2 separate regions of the Homo sapiens genome follow, and region 2 is linked to region 1. Evidence: read pairs that join two places in POLR2A ChIA-PET (ENCODE). Cell type or tissue: PC-3. All regions are shown on one strand. Each heading gives the region's core, and the rest is flanking DNA. Links, peaks and the distances in the headings are about the cores only. Region 1 holds the start of LOC107985853 (a long non-coding RNA gene). Region 2 has its middle 79 kb from the start of TRIB2.

What was found. ChIA-PET counts read pairs that join two places held together with the same protein. Peaks named below come from ENCODE experiments on the same cell type or tissue, not always from the same donor. Only the 100,000 strongest peaks of a DNase experiment are listed, where the experiment ranks them.
Region 2: POLR2A ChIA-PET joins it to region 1 with 6 read pairs; 4 of 35 experiments call an interaction of 5 or more read pairs at or near these places.

The regions. Positions count from the first base shown.
Region 1 is chr2:12,485,067-12,487,879 of GRCh38, reverse strand. All of the region lies in intron 4 of MIR3681HG (MIR3681 host gene), which reads right to left. LOC107985853 (a long non-coding RNA gene) reads right to left here and starts at 1,597. Exons shown (of 3, transcript XR_001739290.3): 1 at 1,369-1,597; 2 at 1,128-1,260; 3 at 1-243. In PC-3, for the core only: no CTCF peak of the experiment used is centred there; a DNase peak (open chromatin) is centred at 1,119; H3K4me3 peaks cover 406 bases; H3K27ac peaks cover 526 bases.
Region 2 is chr2:12,636,426-12,639,238 of GRCh38, reverse strand. No RefSeq gene overlaps it. Among named protein-coding and RNA genes, the nearest start is that of TRIB2, 79 kb to the left of the region's middle. In PC-3, for the core only: no CTCF peak of the experiment used is centred there; a DNase peak (open chromatin) is centred at 1,228.

The DNA.
Region 1 (2,813 bases), core at 8-2,507:
CATGCACTGGAGCTTGGATTTCATCTTGATGACACTGGAGAACTCATGGGTGTTATTCAGCATGAGCATGACATGTGGGTTCTAGAAAGACTACAAGGGTGGCTCCCTGCAGGATGGCCAGGAGAGGAGGGAGACTGGTGTTCTAGAGTCTGCGGGAATCCACAGCAGTCAAACGAGAGAGACTTCTGTCCAGAGACACATTATCCCTGCAGTCCACACATGGGGCGAATGCCTGGGAAACAACTGAATTTAGGGAGAGGAAAGAGAAACACATTGTTTATTTCTTAATTAGGAGCTGATTCGTAATTACTTCCACCCCATTTCTTTTTATTTTCACCTATTGACTTTGTTTGATCCCTAAATCAACCCTGCAAGACAACCAGCATGTTCCCCTTTTAGAGGAGGGGAAGCTAAACCTCAGAGAAGTTCAAGTTTGTTTAAGGCTTTGCATAAAGTGAGTTGTGGACATGGAAACAGAACTCATGTCTTTCTCACTTCAGAAACAGGACTTCCTTCCTTCCATCCTCCCTTCCTCCCTTCCTCTCTTCCTCTCTCGCTCAACCCCAGCACTTTGGGAGGCCGAGGTGAGTGGATCACCTGAGGTCAGGAGTTCAAGACCAGTCTGGCCAACATGGCAAAAGCCCATCTCTACTACAAATACAAAAAATTAGCCGGGCGTGGTGGCAGGTGCCTGTAATCTCAGTTGCTCAGGAGGCTGAAGCAGGAGAATTGCTTGAACCTGGGAGGTGGAGGTTGCGGTGAACTGAGACCATGCCACTGCACTCCAGCCTGAGCAACAGAGCAAGACTCCAAAACAAAAAAACAAAAAAAGGAAAGAAAGAGAGAAAGAAAAGAAATAAAGGTGTTTGGTAAGGCATACGACCACTGCCTAATGGAAGACAGACATCTGAATAAGCTCCCAGGGGAGGAGGGCTAGATAGACGTAGGGCTATGTCCTAGTGTTCATGCAGGACAGAGGAAGCAACATCCCCCTCTGTCTAGGGGTTCAGGTAAGGCTTTGGGAAGGAGGTGATATTTGCTTTGAGGATGCATAGGAATTCTCCAATTGCAAAACACTTTCTTAAGCACAGAAATTCACCACAAGCTTTACTTAGTGAAGAATCTACCTTGATCCCATGATGAGTCAGACTGGAATTCCCTTTCATCTGCAGCTAGTTCACTGGTTTGCTGCTGAAGCTTTTCGTGGTGACCTTCTCTTTTTCATTCTCGGATGTGCTTCATTCTGGCCACTTTTCTTGCCTAAAAAGCCCACGCCAAGTCTACATGAGTGCCTGCACAAGGCCACCAAAAACAGGTGGGTATGCCTGAGTGGAGTGGCCTAAAATGTATGTGCACCTCCACACTTACCTTCAGGGACTGGAGATAATGCCCTCAAAAAGAGCAGTCAGACAAGTCAATTCCAGTCCACTCTAAGCAGCAGCCAGAGAGGCAACTCCCTGAGCACAGGGGGAAGCAGCCCGACGTTGTAAAAGGATGCAGGCGAATAATTAAGTCACCGTTTACAAGAAATTCTAATCTTAGGGCAGTTCAAGGTAAAGACAGACACCAGCCAGGGACAGCCAAAAGCAACATTGCCAGAACATTTGGAGACAGGGCCTTCAGCCAGACACTGTTTTTTCTCTAAATACTGTCACCAAAAACTCAGTCAGAAAGTTTCTCTGTCCCCTGAGCAACCCCAGCATATTAGCAATAAAATAGTAAAAATAATTACTATGATATAGGATTGCCTCCTATGTGCTAGTCATTTGTTTATATTATTTAATTTTATGCCTCACCCACTGTTCCCCCAAAATATCTAAGTAGATATTATTACAGAAAAGGAAACAGAGAGGTTGGGTAATTGGCTGAAGTCACACAGTTAATAAGGAACAGAATTAACTTATGTCTAGAATGTGAACTCAAGACTATCTGCTTTTCAGATTCTTATTTTGTTTTGCCAAGCAGAAAAACTGTTTTGACAGACCAAGGTTTTATTTATTTCTGAATCACTACATCCAGATGAATGCATCACAAATATTTGGGGCTACCAAGATTTCTCTTCAAATGTGGTGAAAAATATGGTCAGACTTTCTCCACAAAAACTGCACATATGCAAATGGGAAGTTTTCTGTAAAATGTCAGGGTATTCACAGAGTTTTTTGGAAAACAATCTGCGAACTTCAGGTTAAGAAACCCCGACGAAAATCTTTTTTGTGAATTGATTTGGAATTATAGTTTGCAACCCTAAGTCATCATCCCCAGCAGGGCCTTGTGATCTGCCTGGGGCCTCCCTTACCGTTTCTACTCCTTCTCCAGTTCACTCTGGTGCAGAAGGTGGACCTGCTGGCCAACCAGATTCAGAGGGGACATACCCAGCTGTCACAGAGAGTTCTAGGTTGCTCTAATCTCACATTTCATTGACAGCTGGGGCATTTTACCTCTGATATCACCTGTGGCTTATCCAACTGTCCAGAGGCTGGGGAAACCCTGCAAGTTCCATAACCCGTTTTCACATTACTGATGGCAGAGATGAGAAGACAATAAATTTCTAACTTCTCACCATTTCCCAGACATGCCTTGCTCTTTCATGGCTCCAGGTCTTTGTACTTGTGTTTCCCTCTGCCGAAAGCATGTGTTCTTCTCCTAGCAAAGCCTATTCCTCGTTCGCAGGAGTGGAACATCACCTCCATTTGGGCATCACCTTCTCTTGGATGCCTTCCTTGACCACTCTGCACCCTACACTGCACACCATCAGTCATCGCCTTTCTTCTCCCTTTGTGAACCTGCACCTGCCCACACCCTGCCCCAGTCAC
Region 2 (2,813 bases), core at 218-2,717, 150 kb before region 1:
GAGTTGTGCTCTTAACCCACAGATTTTGTTTAAATACCGATTGAGTTAATAGGAGTCAAGAGGTTGCTATCAATACCTCGGATCAGAGAGAGGTGTTGAGTGTATAACTAAGATCAGAATGGTATGCATTACAGAAATGAACAGAGCTTGGTGTTTTCCAATAGATAGAAACTATGGATATATAGTATTGAAAAAAGAATTCTGGACATGACACCAAGGCTTATATAAGGGCGTTCTAAAGACTTTTTACAAGCTGTGGACCATGTGGATTTCCTTCTTCTTTACAGTTGTTAAGAAGAAAAGTTACATTCACGACATTTTTGTGTTCTCACTGCTTAAAGTAAGAAAATATTTGAAGAAGAAAAGATCTGTTTGTACAAAAGGATCGAATAAACAATATCAACATTTTCTGGGCACGGTGGCTCACGCCTGTAATCCCAGCACTTTGGGAGGTGGAAGGCAGGTGGATCACTTGAGGTCAGGAATTCGAGACCAGCCTGGCCAACATTGCAAAACCTTGTCTCTACTAAAAATACAAAAATTAGCCAGGTGTCATGGTGCATGCCTGTACTCCCAGCTGCTCGGGAGGCTGAGGCAGGAGAATCACTCAAACCCAGGAGGCTGAGGTTGCAGTGGGCCGAGATCACGCCAATGCACACCAGCACACCAGCATGGGCAACAGAGCGAGACTCCACCTCAAATTAAAAAAAAAAAAAATCAACACTTTACGAAGTCAGTGATTCACAAAAGCCTTCCTGACAATTGCCCTTCTGCCTTGGCTGAGCTGAGATGTCACTATTATGTGCTGTTAATTCCGTTCCCCTCTGTACATCTTTCTTGCTTTGTTCTAATGCTATCCTGATTTACATTGTCCACGTTGGTCGACACCAGGACATAGACAAGATGTAAAAAACATGCACAGGAATATAAATTTCTTAAAAATTGAACCCAAGTAAAATTATAAGAAGGGATAACTGATTCATTCATTAATTCATTTATTTAAAAGTGAATGTTGGTGGATGATGGGTGCTGATCAGCCACTGTCAACCCTGCTGAGGATTCTTTCCAGTTTAAGAATTGGTCATTGCAAGGATATCCAGAATATTTTATTCTTTAGTCTTGCCTTCTTTCCCATAGCATAAGATAGCCAGAGATAGATGCACTTTTGAAATTACAAAGCCCAAACATCTTATTTGACTTAGGTCAAGCCTGAAAAAATGACTCACTCAAGGGCAAACTGTGAATTTGTCATCAAAGCCAGGACTAGAGCCAGAGTTGCTTGTGTCCCAAGCTTTATTTTCCTCCTTTTTTTTTTCATTTAAAATTCATTTTTCAAGGGTTATTCAAGAGAGTTTCAAAGATACTCAAGGACAGAGGCGGGTGGATCACTTGAGGTCAGGAGTTTGAGACAAGCTTGACCAACATGGTGAAACCCTATCTCTACTAAAAATACAAAAATTAGCCAGGAGTGGTGGTGGGTGCCTGTAATTCCAGCTACTTGGGAGGCTGAGGCAGAAGAATTGCTTGAACCCAGGAGGCAGAGGTTGCAATCAATGATCTGAAATCACACCACTCCCCTCCAGCCTGAGTGACAGAGCAAGACTCCATCTCAAAAAAAAAACAAAGATACTCAATAAGCTTCTACCATGTATTTTAGTAATCATATAAACAATTTCATACTAATCTCTAGGTTAATTTATTTGAGTTACAATATGTGGTCTGCACACTGTCATAGGAGTACAGCTCTGGAGCTGTGACAAGCAGGCAGACATGGCTCATGTCTTGGCTCTGGTCTGACCACTGCATGTTTTCAGACAAGCTGCTTTAAAAATCACAGCCTCAATTCCCATTTCTGTTAAACATGTGAAAGCCACCTACCCATTGTGAGGATTCCATGACGGCATGCCTGGGAAAGTGCCCCTGAAACTGATAACAGACACAGTGCTGCAAGCCATGACCATGTCAGATGTCTTTTTATACACTGGGGCTTCAGATAAATTAATATCTCTCTGTTCAACTGGGCCAAGTGTAAGCTTAGAATTTCCTGAATACATAATTTCATTGTTAGACATAGTGTTAGTATGTGGGATTTAAAAATACATACTTTTTTCCTTTCCTCATTAGTTACAGCATGCTATTTCTCAGTAAAAACATTTCCTTTGTGACTTTCATGAAATCACTGTGATTTCCTAATAAGGAAATACACTCAAGTCTACCCAAGGCCTCTATTTTCTACCACTTAAGGACTGTAGCTTATGGGAGTAATCACTGGGGCTGTCATGCTAATTGCCTATTCAAGTTTCCATCCTAAATTCTGATGGGCAGAAGAAAGCATCCAAGAAAAGAACAAAACCAAAAGGAGTTTCTTTTAAAATGTGATTTGTTTAGGTTTGTATTTACAAAGGTTCTAATTCCAATTGCCAGCATGACCAAGTTTAATGTAGACCAGAAAAAAATATGAGGTTATTCAGTTAAGGTTACTTTTGATCAACCTTGAATGATTGACTGATTCATTCTTTCAACAAACATGTGCCCAGCTCTGGGATGCAAAGATGAATTGGGTGCTTCTGTTCCCAGTGTGCTCACAGGTTAGTAAGGGTAGAAGATAAGCAAATAAGTATAACGATATGTTACAGCTTCTCTGATGGAATTCCGTGGAGAATAGAATGCAATTCTACTGGGGGGAGAACAGAAGAGAATTGCTCAGGAAAGCCTCCTCAGCAGGAATTGAAGGCTGAGTAGGTGTTTGCCAGCGAGGTGTGCCAGGGTGGAGGAGGGAGATAGATGGTCATTCAGAAAGTGGGGCAAGGCTG